2 separate regions of the Homo sapiens genome follow, and region 2 is linked to region 1. Evidence: chromatin loops called from intact Hi-C (ENCODE). Cell type or tissue: heart right ventricle. All regions are shown on one strand. Links, peaks and the distances in the headings refer to the core of each region. The heading gives the core; the rest is flanking DNA. Region 1 overlaps LOC107985891 (a long non-coding RNA gene). Region 2 has its middle 57 kb from the start of ETAA1.

What was found. Peaks named below come from ENCODE experiments on the same cell type or tissue, not always from the same donor. Only the 100,000 strongest peaks of a DNase experiment are listed, where the experiment ranks them.
Region 2: a loop joins it to region 1, with 2.8 times the contacts of the local background. A loop is called at or near these places in 1 of 110 quality-filtered maps.

The regions. Positions count from the first base shown.
Region 1 is chr2:67,447,126-67,454,124 of GRCh38, reverse strand. The region is part of intron 2 of LOC107985891 (a long non-coding RNA gene); the gene reads left to right. Among named protein-coding and RNA genes, the nearest start is that of ETAA1, 53 kb to the right of the region's middle. In heart right ventricle, for the core only: a CTCF peak has its summit at 3,714 (motif pointing left); a DNase peak (open chromatin) is centred at 3,609.
Region 2 is chr2:67,336,636-67,343,634 of GRCh38, reverse strand. No RefSeq gene overlaps it. Among named protein-coding and RNA genes, the nearest start is that of ETAA1, 57 kb to the left of the region's middle. In heart right ventricle, for the core only: no CTCF peak of the experiment used is centred there; DNase peaks (open chromatin) are centred at 3,035 and 3,244; H3K27me3 peaks cover 459 bases.

The DNA of each region.
Region 1 (6,999 bases), core at 1,056-6,055:
AGTTTGCTTTATCTTAAATTTAGTTAAATAGGGTTGTGTGATGATATGGTCTAGATTCATTTTTCTTATCTTACACTTGCAGTGGCTTCTCCCATGAATATCATGGATATGGTACTCAGTACTGGTGCCTTGGCACAGGATGGGTGAAGTGGAGATAGAAAGAAGTGCCTGGGTGTGGAGGTACAGTCTAAGTGATTAATAATTTGAACTTGGGGTATAGTGAAAAGAGAGAAATCAAGGATGATAACAGAGTTCTGGCTTGAGCAACTGAGTAGATGGCCATTTCTAAAGACGGAAAATACTGGGGCGATAGGGTTGAGTTTTGTGGAGTATTGATGTAATAAAGAGTTCTCTTTGGAAGTAGGTAATTTTGAGATGCCCGAGTGGAAGTGTCAAGATCACATCTAGATCATTAGATGTGATCTAGTTGGTTATTGGAATCTGAGTAAGCTCAGCAGTAAGGTCTTGACTAGTCTTGTCAACTTGAGCATTGTCAGCTTCTAGATGGTATTTTAAACTATGGAAATGGATGAGCTCCCCCAAGGCATGAGTGCAGAAAGAGAAGAGGGACTGGAAAGCACCCAGCTGAGTCACCATTTAAAAAGATTTTTTAAAGATAAGCAGTAAGCATTTGTGTAGAGATCAGAGAGTCTGCTCCAGAACACTGGAGCAAATGATCCAAGATGAGATATAAAAGGCCTTCCTTTCCTCATACCCTAAACTGTGTTAAATTGAGACATTCGTTTGTGAGGGATTGCTTCATTGTTGTTTTTTTTTTTGTTTTCTTGTTTTGTTTTGTTTTTTCTTAGTGAAGCTTTCAATTTGAAAAGCCAAGCGATTGATTTGAAAATGAGTATAATAAAATATTTAAAAGAGGCAGGGGGACCTGCTACTCTCACTGCTGCCTCAGGGCCTTTGCAGTTGCTGTTCCTTCTGTCTGGGATACTCCACCCTCAGAAGACATATGGCTCACTCCTTATGTTCTTCTGGGGTCCGTGCAAATGTCACCCTTTCAATGAGGACTTTACTGACCACCTTATTTAGAATAGGAACCCCATCACTATCTATCCCCCTGTATCTGCTTGATTTTTCTCTATAGAATGTATCACCATGTGATATACACTTACTTGTTTATTTGTGTATTTCGGTCTCCTGTCACTAGAATGTAAGCCCCATGAGGGCAAGGATTTTGTTTTGTTTTTCTGCTGTGACCAGAACATTCAGAAAAATGCTTGACACACAATAGGTGCCTAATAAGTATTTGAAAAAAAAAAATGAACGAGCAAAGGTTCATTATAATGCAAAAAAAATGATTTTTTTTAAAAAAAAGAATAACCGGCCGGGCATGGTGGCTCATGCCTGTAATCTCAGCACTTTGGGAGGCCAAGGTGGGTGGATCACCTGAGGTTGGGGGTTCAAGACTAGCTTGACCAACGTGGAGAAACCCCGTCTCTACTAAAAATACAAAATTAGCTGGGCGTGGTGGTGCATGCCTGTAGTCCTAGCTACTCAGGAGGCTGAGGCAGGAGAATTGCTTGAACCTGGGAGGCAGAGGTTGTGGTAAGCCAAGATCACACCATTGCACTACAGCCTAGGCAACACGAGCAAAACTCCATCTAAAAAAAAAAAAAAAAAAAAAAGAATAACCAATGAAATAGGAGGAAAACCTGGAGGTATTTCAGAAGCCAAAAGAAAAAAAGGGACAAACAGAGTTATCAAATATGTTGAACGCTTCTACAGAGCCCAGTGAGATCACAAAGCAACTTGATCATCAGATTTGCCACCATGAGAGTCATTGCTGACTTGACGAGAGCAATTCCAGAGTAGTGGTGGGAGCAGGAGTCAGAGTGATTAGGGCTGAAGAAAGAATGGGAGGTGAGGGAGTAGAAACTGTCAGTAGGTAATCAACCTGAGAAGTTTTGTTGTGAAGAAAAGTAGACATACAAGGCAGTAGCTGAAGGGGACTATGAGACCAAAGGAGGGTGTGTTATTAATGTCTTCTCTGGATTTTTAAAATGGTGTATTGATTATCATCTGCTGCAGTAATGCTGCTTAAAAAACATCCACAAGGCCAGGCACCGTGGCTCACGCCTGTAATCCCAGAACTTTGGGAGGGCAAGACCAGAGGGTCGCTTGAGCCCAGGAGGTAGAGGCTGCGGTGAGCTATGATTGTGCCACTGCATTCCAGCCTGGCAACAGAGCAAGAATCTGTATTTTTAAAAAGTAATTAATTAATTAAAAATCCACAAAAATCTTAGCAGCATTGGACAACACACATTCATTTATTCTCTGTCTGGAGTCATTAGCTAGGTGGCTCTGCTCCATGTCTGAATTTTGGCTGGTTGTTGGTTGATCTAGGCTGTCCTCAACTGGGATGACTGGGATGACTTAAGCATGGCTCATGTCCCTTATTCTCTAGCAGGCTAGTCTAAGCATGTTCTCATTGTGACGTCTAGAGCATGACACATAAACAGAAACAGGCGAGTCTTCCTGAGCCCTAGGTTCAGAACTGGCACACTGCCACTTTTTCCTCATTCTGTTGACCAAAGCAAGTCAGGAGCCCAAACTAGAGTCGAAGGAAGGTGTGATATGTATTGTGAAATATATATTTGGTTTTCCTCCCATTTCCTGACATACAACCCCTAAAATCTTTAGAATCTCTAGCTGATGTCTTTTTGTATGCTAATGACGGCTGGGAGCCCCTAGGCAGCTTCATGATGAGGACTGTCACTGGAAAGACCAAGGCAGATTAGAGGGTTGGAACTTTCAGCCCACACTGGCAACTCTGGGAAGAGAAGAGAGGTTGAAGGTTAAAGAGGATCACCAATGGCCAATGACGTAATCAATCATACTTATGTAACAAAGCCTCTATAAAAACCTAAAAAAACAGGGTTTGGATGAGCTTCCAGATAGCTCATGTGGAGTTTCCTGGAGGGTGTTGGGCCAGGAGATGGCATGGAAGCTCCAGGCCGCTTCCCCTTACCTCACCCTATGCATCTCTCCGTCTGTATTTTTTGTAATAATCTTTGTAATAAATCAGTAAATGTGTTTCCCTGAGTTCTGTGAGCCATGCTAGCAAATTAATCAAGCCCAAAGAACCCTGTTTTATAGTTTTATAACCAGTTGGTCACAAACACATAGGTAAAATAAAATATCCTGGGGCTTGTAATTGGCATTCAAAGTGTGTCGGGGCAGGGGGCAGTTTTGGGGACTGAGCCCTCAACCCACAAGATCTGATGCTATCTCCAAGTAGATAGTGTCAGAATTGAATTGGAGGACAGCCAGCTGGTGTCCACTGCAGAACTGATCAATTGCTTGCTGGTGGGGAGAAATCCCCACACATCTGGTGTCAGAAGTGTGTTGTGAGAGGATAGTGAAAGAAAGATTTTTTTTTTTTTTTTTTTTTTTTTACTTAGGAGGTATTTCAATTACTATTGCAATGAAATAAACTATCCCAAAACTTAGCGACATGAAATAATCATTTCATTATGCTTATAATTTCTTTGGGTTGGGAACTCAGACAGGACACAGTGGGCTTGGCTTGCCTCTCTGCTCCATGATATCTGCAGCCTGAGCTGGGAAGATGCAAAGGCTATTGGCTGGAATCACCTAGAGGCATTTTTAGTTATGTGTGACGGTGATGTTGGTTGTCAGCTGGAACTATAGCTGAGGCTGTTGCCAGGTCCATGAGTGTGTGGCTCCTCCTTGTGGGTGAGGCTTTCTCACAGCTTGGCGGCCTCAGAATATTTGGACTTCTTTTTGTCTTCGTTGTTTTTTTTTGTTTTTGTTTTTGTTTTTTTGAGATGAAGTCTCGCTCTTTCGCCCATGCTGGAGTGCAGTGGCACGATCTTGGCTCACTGCAACCTCTGCCTCCCAGGTTCAAGTGATTCTCCTGCCTCACCCTCCCTAGTATCTGGGACTACAGGCGCGTTCCACCATGCCCGGCTAATTTTTTGTATTTTTAGTAGAGACAGGGTTTCACCATGTTAGCCAGGATGGTCTCGATCTCCTGACCTTGTGATCTGCTCATCTCGGCCTCCCAAAGTGCTGGGATTACAGGCATGAGCCACCTCGCCCAGGATTGGACTTCTTAAATGGCAGCTCAGGGCTCAAAAGGCTAGTGTCCTGGTGAACAAGGCCAAAGCCATGTCACCTTTTATGACCTGTCACACTGTATCACTTCTTACACATTTTATTGGCTATGAACTGTAGGGGAGGAAAAATTCCTTTTCTCACCCATTGCAAGGGTCATGGCTGACACCCCTATAACAAAAGACAAATAAGAGAAAAGCATACAGATATATTTAATATAAGTTTTATGTTACATAGGCGCCTCCAGAGAGGAAGACCCAAAGACCCAGGGAAAACTGTGGACAGTCACATAGAAATATGATTAGAAGACAAAAGGATGTGATCTAATGGCAATAAACTGGGTGAGGTGGGGTGAGACTTTAGCAAAGCCTTTTTCATTCAGACTCTTCTTGACCTCTCTGTGTGACATTTCTTTTCTCCAGGTGTAGGTCAGGACACCTGCCACAGGAAGGTCTTCAGGGGAGAAAGGGTCAGAGAATGACCTTCCTATGTTTTATGTCCTGCTTTATGGAAGGAAGAGTGAGGGGAATTTCAGTTTCTATGACCTGCTTCAAAAGAGAGGGGACAGGAGCAGGTCAGAGAGATCTTCCTGCTTCCGCAGATTTTGTCAATTTCCTTAAATGGAAACTACTTAGTATGCCATGGTGCCATATTTTGGGGGTAGCATTTCCTGCACACCACCAGAAAGAACCAATTATCAAGGCTGCTCTAGATTCAAGTACAGGGGAATTACACTCCGCTGCTTGACTGGAAAGCAGTAAGTTTAAGAAGAGGTGGGAACAGACACATGTGCAACTGTGAAAGAAGATCCAGCAGTTTACTTTGTGATACTTTTTGGGGGTCTGTAAACCAAATTGTACTTCACTGGATGTTGCTCTTCCCTGTCTAGTCATTCTACCTGAGAGCAGTTGACAAAGACTATAAGGCTCTTTACCCTATCCGCCCCCACCAAAAAAGGTATTTTTCACATGAGAATGGAGGCTTCACAATAAAGATTTCATCCAAGTTGACTCTATGTGGTTGATTTTGAGGTAAAGTCATTGAAGATGCTCATAGGCGTGGCTGCTGTGAGAAAGCTTCTCTATATTTACAAGCTATAATACAGAGAATATACCTGCAAGTCTCAGCAAGCACAGTGTTAAAAGGGGTGATTCTAAATGTCTGAGTCAGTGATATCCAGAGCCTTCTCCTGGGACATTTCTAGGGTGACCTTGACATCCAGAAACTCCAGTGCAGCAGTGCCTCACAGACTATATTTAACTTAAGATTAATTTTGCAAGGCTATGATAGGTCTTTGCAAGTATTTGATCATGCAGTATAACTTTGGCCATAGATATCTGCATAGGACTGATTTCATTTCTTAAATTTACATGTAACTTATGCCATTATTTTAACAAATCACATTTATATAGGTTTGTATGCTAAACCTAAGCAGCTAGAAAATAAACATAACTTTTAAAAGTAGGTTTTTCCTTTTCTTATAGGTTTTCTGAACTAGACTACTGAAGATAAGACCACTGAAAATAAGTTGACATCTGTTATAAATTTATACTATATATTTATGGTATCTAAAACCATGTACAACTATATATAATACAATAAATATATATGATAAATTTTATGTATATATTATATATTATTTATACATTATAGATTAATATATATTTAATATATTTTAAACCAATTCATTTTAAAAAGAAAGTTTCAATTATTTTGTGTTACATATCAGCTGTAAATAAAAAAGAAATACTAAATTGTTGAAAAATATACTATTTTAAGAATATGGATTTTTTATGAGTAAGTTGAGGTATTTATACATATCTCATTAAACATTATTAATATTTATAAAGTATTTTATAGTTAAAAAAGTTTTTTGAATGATCCTCCACATAGGCCTCTGTGGTATGTATGGCAGCATTATTGTTTCATACTTATTTTACAAAGATAAAACTGAGGGTCAGAACATTTAAGTGACTTAGTTTCACAAAGTAAGACAATGGCAGAGCTCAAATTTTAACCTAGTTTCTATTGCACGTCATTAAATGAATTATGTATGGTTTATAAAGGTATGGCTAAGTTTACATGTTTCTATACATGTACGCAATCACATGGATCAATTTTATGTAATCCACAATTACATATCAATTTATGTATATGTAGAAATGAATACACTAATAATTATTTAGATTTTAAGCAAAAATACTCACATACTTTTATAGATACAAACATATACCTATTTTTCATCTACCTATCTCTCAGACTTCCATGTGCTGACTGAAAATGTTTGCATCCAGTAAACATTTTGATTAGATAATTTTTTAAGGATTGTAGATAATGAAGATGGCTTTAGATTTTTGAAAGTTTAACGTAGAACTTTAACATTCAAACCTGGCATTCTACTCACTCTCTTTTTGGAGCTAATGGAATTCAGCAGTTAACATTTTATGAAAATGTATGAGGAAGTGCCAAGACAAAGAAAGTTGTGTTTATACATAATCCACCCTTGACTTCCACAAAGCTTTGATATAATGGGCAACATGTAAGACTCCTCCATAGACTCAGGGGCAAAGAAGTTAAGACTAAAGCCAAATGGCCAGGCATAAAAAAGGTAGTGTGTGTGTCTAAGTGGAAGGGAGATGGGAGATGTTCTCAAAAGCAGAGAGGGTCTCCAGGAATAGTTTACTTTTTAATAATAATACCATAATGATCCAATGGGAGGAAATAGCAAAGAGGAAGGAGAGTCAATGATACTAAACTACAAAAGCTCAGGCCTAAACTCATGAAATGCAAATGTACTTTTTTCCCCCAAAGCACCTGAGGAATAAAGTCAAAAAAAGAGTTAAGATCATGCGTTAGTGGCTGGAACACATGAGACAGTTTTATGTATCTTTGACTTACCACAGCTCT
Region 2 (6,999 bases), core at 654-5,653, 110 kb after region 1:
TGGTGGGAGGGCAGATATCTTGTTTCTTTCTTTACTTTCAAACTTCTGTGTCTTTATGTTTTGGGCGTTCCTCTTTCAAACACATACAAACAAATTTCTATGTTTATTCAATCTTAGAGTTTGTAATCAACTTGTATTTTATCTTCACTGAAGATCTTTTAAACTGGAGAATTTAGTTTTTTAATATTTGCTTTTATTAATGGCGTTTGGGGATTTATTTCTACCATATTATTTCATCCTTCCCTTGCTTTCCTCTTTAGTAGTTACATTAGGGCTTAAGTTTGGAAATTATGTACCTAGAGGTGATTGTAGAAGCCATTGGAATGAGTATATTGTCAAGATGAGTATATAGTCATGTCATATATACATAAGTATATATGTCAAGTATATTGTCAAGTCGAGGCGGCAGAACTTGGAGGAAAGTTTAACAAGCTGGTAGAAAGAGATCCTACAAAGAGACTGATGAATTCTGAACAGAGAGACAGGAAAAGGATCTGGAAAGGGTAATGTCTTAGAGTCCAGCAGGTGAAAAGGTTTCAAATAAGAGTGCATGGTTAGCAATACCAGATGCTACTGAGTCTATGAAAGGGAATTACATTTTGTGGTTAGAAGATTATTGAAGACTTTTGAAATAAATATTTCAATGAAGTAGTAGGAACAGAAATTTTATGGACAAAGGAAAGGCATGATGTAGAATACAATCTTTGACTGAAGGATTTGTAACAATGGGGGAACTTTAGCATGAGAAAGAAAGTACCCGTCAAGATGTAGAAGAAATAATGTAACAGAACAGGAGCAACTGATGAGCCAAAGTCATCAATACAATAAAAATCTCCACACTTTCTTCTGATGTAGGTTTCTTTTCAAGAATCCACTTAGAGACTGCACAGATTACATGCCTAATTACGAGTTGGAAGAAATGCAATATAAATGACGAGGGTGTCTCAATAGGCAGCACTGATGAATCCATTAATTTGGGTATCATTGATCAAGCACTGTGAAGTTAGTCCTGCAATGTGGGTTAGATCAGAGCATACATTAATAAACGCACTTGCATTTGACCTATAAAATGAATGATCAACATGTCCCATAGGGCTGGGAAACTCATGAGCTCTCTTAAGAATCATCACTATCACTAAGCCATTTTAAAGGCCTGGTTTTAGATTTTCATTAGCAGAAATATCTCTGAATGCCTCTGCTAATGAAAACCAAGTGCCTAATTTCTGCTAAAACAGACTCAAGGCAATTATTAAAGTTTTTGCTCTTAAAGTGAAAATAAAGTAATTTTACTTTACTTGTACCTTTTGTCTTCTTTCCTTTGGGAAGTGACTGCAATCACCAATTTATTTAGCAAATATTTATTGAACAACATCAAGAGTGTGACACTCACCCTAAGTGGCACTAACTTGTCAAATAGCTCAGGAGGAGCTATTTCTATTTTATTTTTAAAAAAGAATATTTTGACTAGGATATCCTTCCTCTAGGCATCTTAAATAAAGCATTGTTTTAGGGTAAGGGCAGTTATCCACACTGCTGAGAGCTTTGACTGCTTAGACAAGGCTCTATTCACTTTCTAGAACTCTAAAAATTGTGCAGTGAGAAAAACATAATGGGTGGCTTCATTTTGAAGTGGCCACCCTTAAAAAAGAGGATTTCTCTTTTTGTAAGGAAAACCTTATTTTTTTTTTTGTTTTTTTAGAATGAAAAGTAAGTGCCCCAAAATTCACCTAGACATTGGGAGGGTGCTTTATTTGCTCTGTATCATCAAGTAACAAGAGTTTGATGATTGTCTTTTGGAAGCTCAAGAAGGAGTTGTTTAGGGCTTGAGTAGTATATAGAGTAGAGGAGACAGAATAAAAGGGTCTTAGTAGGAAGATGACATGGATAACAGTCAGGACCTAAGCGGGGAAGAGGGTTGGTAAGAGAGTTATTGTAGAAGAATGGCTGAATATATTTATGGTGTGGAATATTCCATTTGAAGTTAGTTTTTGACCTGTGGTGTAATTTAATTTCCTTCTATAATCCTCAATACAAGTCAGTTTTACATGGCACCCTTATTTAATGGTGCTTTGGGTGATGCAGGAAGAGGAGCTCTCCCATGCTTGGGACAGAGGGGGAATGAGGAAGAACTCACCTGGAGGTGAGATGGCAAGGAGAGGGATTTCAGAAAGAGTAGGAATCGGACACAGGGAACCTTTTGGGAACCCATGGAAGTATTGTGGTGTGGTGAGATTTTTCACAGAAAGTGGAATGATTACAGAGTGATTTTATTTATAAAAACATGGTTCCTGATTCTTCAATGCCAGAGAACTTGGGGATAGCGAGCTTACTCTTGAAACACTGACAGCAATGCCAGTTGGTCATAAGAATGTATTCCCTCAGGCAGCACAGATAAATAAAAACAGTGAAAAAAAAAGGTGGATCTTGAAAGTTCTAGGACTCCAATTGGAAATAACTTTTCACAGAGAAATGAAGACATCCTAGCTTTGCTCTCACCTGCTGGGACTCTGGATAACTGACTTATCCTTGCCAAGCCTTAGTTTCTCAATGTATAAAATGAGAGAATTAAGCAAGTTACCTATTAGAAGAGTGCCTGCCACATATTAAGTGCTTAATAAATGCTAGCTTCTAAAGAAGGTGACTCTGATGCTACATAAATAAGTCATTTATCCTTTTAACATTGCATACCTAGAGTGTGCCAGCATCTGTTAGACTAAGGCTAAGACTCACCCTTCTCTCCTCTGGTTTTATTACCATTGAGAAATAGGAGAGGATGAATTGGGATCCAAACTTTATATTTGGAAGCCCAATACTACCATAGTGCAGGGCCCCTGGCAAAAAGAGAAGGAAAAATGGGGCATCCTATCATTCTTTTGTAAACTGAGCAGCAGAGGGAGTGCCATGATGTGCTTGCCTCTTACAGACAGAACATGGATGAGGAAACATCACCCCTTGGGAACAAGCAGCCCTGGGAGAGCATGGAAGGGGCACTTGTCCCAGTTGGAAATAACGTAATCTCACCACTTGTGAGTGGGACTTGGCCCAGTGCTGCTTGGTCTATTCTCACCATCATATAAATGATTCCTCTTCTAGTCTTGCAAACGTGCATGTGTGTGCAGTTTTAAACGTTTGAGAGAATGGATTTTGTATTAAAGGCGTCTCCGTTCATGTTTATTAATGGAGAGGTTGTAGAAGCAGGACTGGTGTTTGTTTCATTTATTTAGCACTTGTGACAAGATGGCTCTGAGCCTGGCCAGTGCGAGGACATTACTTTATTGATTAAATAATGTGATGAAAGGGAATGGTGCTTATGTGTTGAGAGATTATTGCCAGAGACACTTGGCCAACGAAGTGCTGAAAGGAAAGCAGTGTGACACTTCCACTGTGAGTAAGTAATTAGCAGCCAGTTGGAACTGAAATGAAGTGTCCTGGGGAAAGTTCCCATTAATGTTGCAGGTTTGCATTTTTAAAGGCATACAGAAACATACATCTTACTTCTTCATGTTTTGACTTTGAAATAATAAAAAATAAACATCTGAAACTACAGTGATATAGAACAATACCTTTGAAATGGCACAAAATAAAACTGCCCAATTTTATATAAAAGGGACACAATTCTAATCTCAGGTATCATATATAAAACAGGAAAAAATTCAAACAATGCATTTATTACATTACTTTATTGCAGTTCTAAAAAATGTCTACTACTTGTAGAAATATTTTAGGGTCCATATGAAGAAGACGTCCTATGCAGGCATTTATGGGAGAAAATAGGACTGTACTATTCAAGAGTGTAACCTGACATTTGTTCTTTAACCTGTGGAATGATTTGAAGGATGGATGTTTTGCCCAGAAAGATGGGGATCTGTAAGAACTCGAGGCACTTGTAGGTCTAGTTTGAGTGATGGCATCAGGATTTACTCTCTGTCTCATGCAGATAGTCTAGCGCTCCTGAAAGGGCATACATGGGCATTTGCAGCTCCTTTTGACAACTTGCTGTTTATTCCATCATGTCTGTAACTCTTCAGAATATTGCTCCTTGCTTTTTGTTCTTCATTATTTATCTTTTTCTCTCATTAACCTGCCTGTCTGTATTCTTTATTTTCTTTTTTTCTCTCTTCTTTTTCTTCTTGGTAGAGCAAATAATTAAAACAAGGACTCTGAAGGCTCTCTTCCTAGATCCAAATACTGATTCTGTGACTTACTTGCGGTATGACCTTGGGAAAGCCACTTGACATTTCTGTGCTTCAGTTTCCTCATTTGTAAAATGATGATAATAATAGTGCTTACTCTTAAGGATGCTACAAGAATAAAATGATTTAAAATATTTAAAGTTCTTAAGCCATTCTTGCCACATAATAAATGCTATTATAATTTGTATGTATTTATACGATGAATTAACACATTGGTTTGATTCCCACTGACTCAAAAACATTTAATCACTCTGTAAGACCTCCAGAATGATGCCAAAATTATTACCAAGAGATTTGAGGTGCCCTATTATTTGGCTGTAACCTTTTAAACCTCTTTCATGATATACTCCACCACATCCCATATTCAAGTCACTTGAGTGTAGTCATGCTATAGTTTAGAAGTTCGAACCCTCCAAATCTCATGTTTCAATTTGATCTTCAATATTGGAGGTCGGGCTTAATGGGAAGTGTTTGCATCATGGTGGCAGATCCCTCATGAATAGATTAATGCCCTCTGATGGGAGCTGGAGATGAGTGAATTCTCACTCTTAGTTTCTGTGGGAGCTGGTTGTTAAGAAAAGCCTAGCACCTCCCTTCCCTCTCTCTTGCTTCCTTTCCCACTGTGTAATCTCTGTACATGCAGGCTCCTCTTCACCTTCTACCATGTGTGCAAGCAGCCTGAGGCCTTAGTGACAAGCAGATGCTGGCACCGTTCTTCTTGTACAGCCTGCAGAACTGTGAACCAAATAAACCTCTTTTCTTCATAAATTACTCAGCCTCAGGTATTCCTTTATAGTAACACAATTGAACTAGGATAATTCATCATAGCTTGAATTTACCATATATTTTCTAACTTCTCCAAACTACTCACTCAGTAGAAATACTCCCATTTCTTCTTGTTTTCTGCCACTTAAATGCTGAACACCTATGTTTTTATCACTTAAGAATTTGAACATTATCAGTATATGAAAAGTTCCCTGTGTAGACCTCTCCTATTTACTACAGTTGTGGGAGGCTGAATGATGGCCTCATACTCCGAATGGCCACATTCTAATCCCTGGAATCAGTGAATATTACCTTATATGGCAAAGGCTGTCTAGAGTCATTAAAGATTCTTGAGATAGGAGATTATCTTGGAGTATTCACCTGATCTCTAATGCAATCCTAAGTGTCATTATAAGAGAGGGGACAAAGGCACAATTCACACAGAAAAAAGAAGAGAAATTAATATGACCATGGAAACAGAGATTGGAGTGATGCAGCCACAAGCCAAGAAATGCCAATGGCCACCAGTAGTTGGAGGAGGCAACCTCCAGGAGGAGCCTGGGCCTGTCTACACCTTGATTTTAGCTCTGTAAGACTCATCTTGGACTTCTGGCCTCTAGAACTACGGAAAAGTACATTCATGTTGTTTAAAATCACCAAGTTTGTGGTTACTTGTCACAGCAGCCATAGGAAACTAATACAATGGTATTGCGGTCTATGATTTTATTTTCAATACATTTTCTTAATTTGTTTTAAAATTTACATACTGCAAAAATCACTCTTATTGGTATATAGTTCTATGAGTCTTAACAAATGTACAAACTAATATAACCATCATCACAATCAAGAAATAGAACAGTTCCATCACTGTCTTACCCCCTGCATACCCAAATATCCTGTGCTACTCCTTTGTTGTTGAACTCTTTCTACACTCTTTTTTTAAAAAAATAATTTTTTGAACTGGGTTTCACTGAGTCACCTAGGCTGGAGTGCAGTGATGCCGTCATAACTCAGTGCAGCTTTGACCTCCTAGACACAAGCGATCCTCCTGCCTCCACTTCCCAAGTAGCTGGTTTCACACACGTCCATGTGAAGAGACCACCAAACAGGCTTTGTGTGAGCAATAAAGCTTTTAATCACCTGGGTGCAGGCGGGCTGAGTCTGAAAAGAGAGTCAGCGAAGGGAGATAGGGGTGGGGCCATTTTATAGGATTTGGGTAGGTAAAGGAAAAAGGGGGGTTGTTCTCTGGCAGGCAGGAGTGGGGGTCACAAGGTACTCAGTAGGGGAGCTTTTGAGCCAGGATGAGCCAGGAGAAGGAATTTCACAAGACAATGTCACAGTTAAGGCAGGAACAGGCCATTTTCACTTCTTTTGTGGTGGAATGTCATCAGTTAAGGCAGGAACCGGCCATCTGGATGTGTATGTGCAGGTCACAGGGGATATGATGGCTTAGCTTGGGCTCAGAGGCCTGGCATTCCTGTCTTCTTATATTAATAATTAATTTATTTATAAAATAAATATATATTCTTAATAATTAATTTATTTATAAAATAAAACAAAACAGTGGTAAAGTGTTGGGATGGCGAAAATTTTTGGGGGTGGTATGGAGAGATAATGGGCGATGTTTCTCCGGGCTGCTTCAAGCGGGACTAGGGGCGGCGTGGGAACCTAGAGTGGGAGAGATTAAGCTGAAGGAAGATTTTGTGGTAAGGGGTGATATTGTGGGGTTGTTAGAAGAAACATTTGTCATTTAGAATTATTGGTGATGGCCTGGATACAGTTTTGTATGAATTGAAAAACTAAACAGAATAAGAGAAGGAGAAAAACAGGTGCACATGTACCCTAAAACTTAAAGTATAATAATAATAATAAAAAAAAAAGGACTAAGAACTGGGAGGACTTAGGACATCTAATTAGAGAATGCCTAAGGAGGTTCAGCATAGCCTTACCAGCAAAGCTTATTTATTTACTTTAACAGTTAAGAGTGACGGTTTGGGGATAGCACCAGGAGATATCAGCTGTGATAGCTTGGAGAAACAGT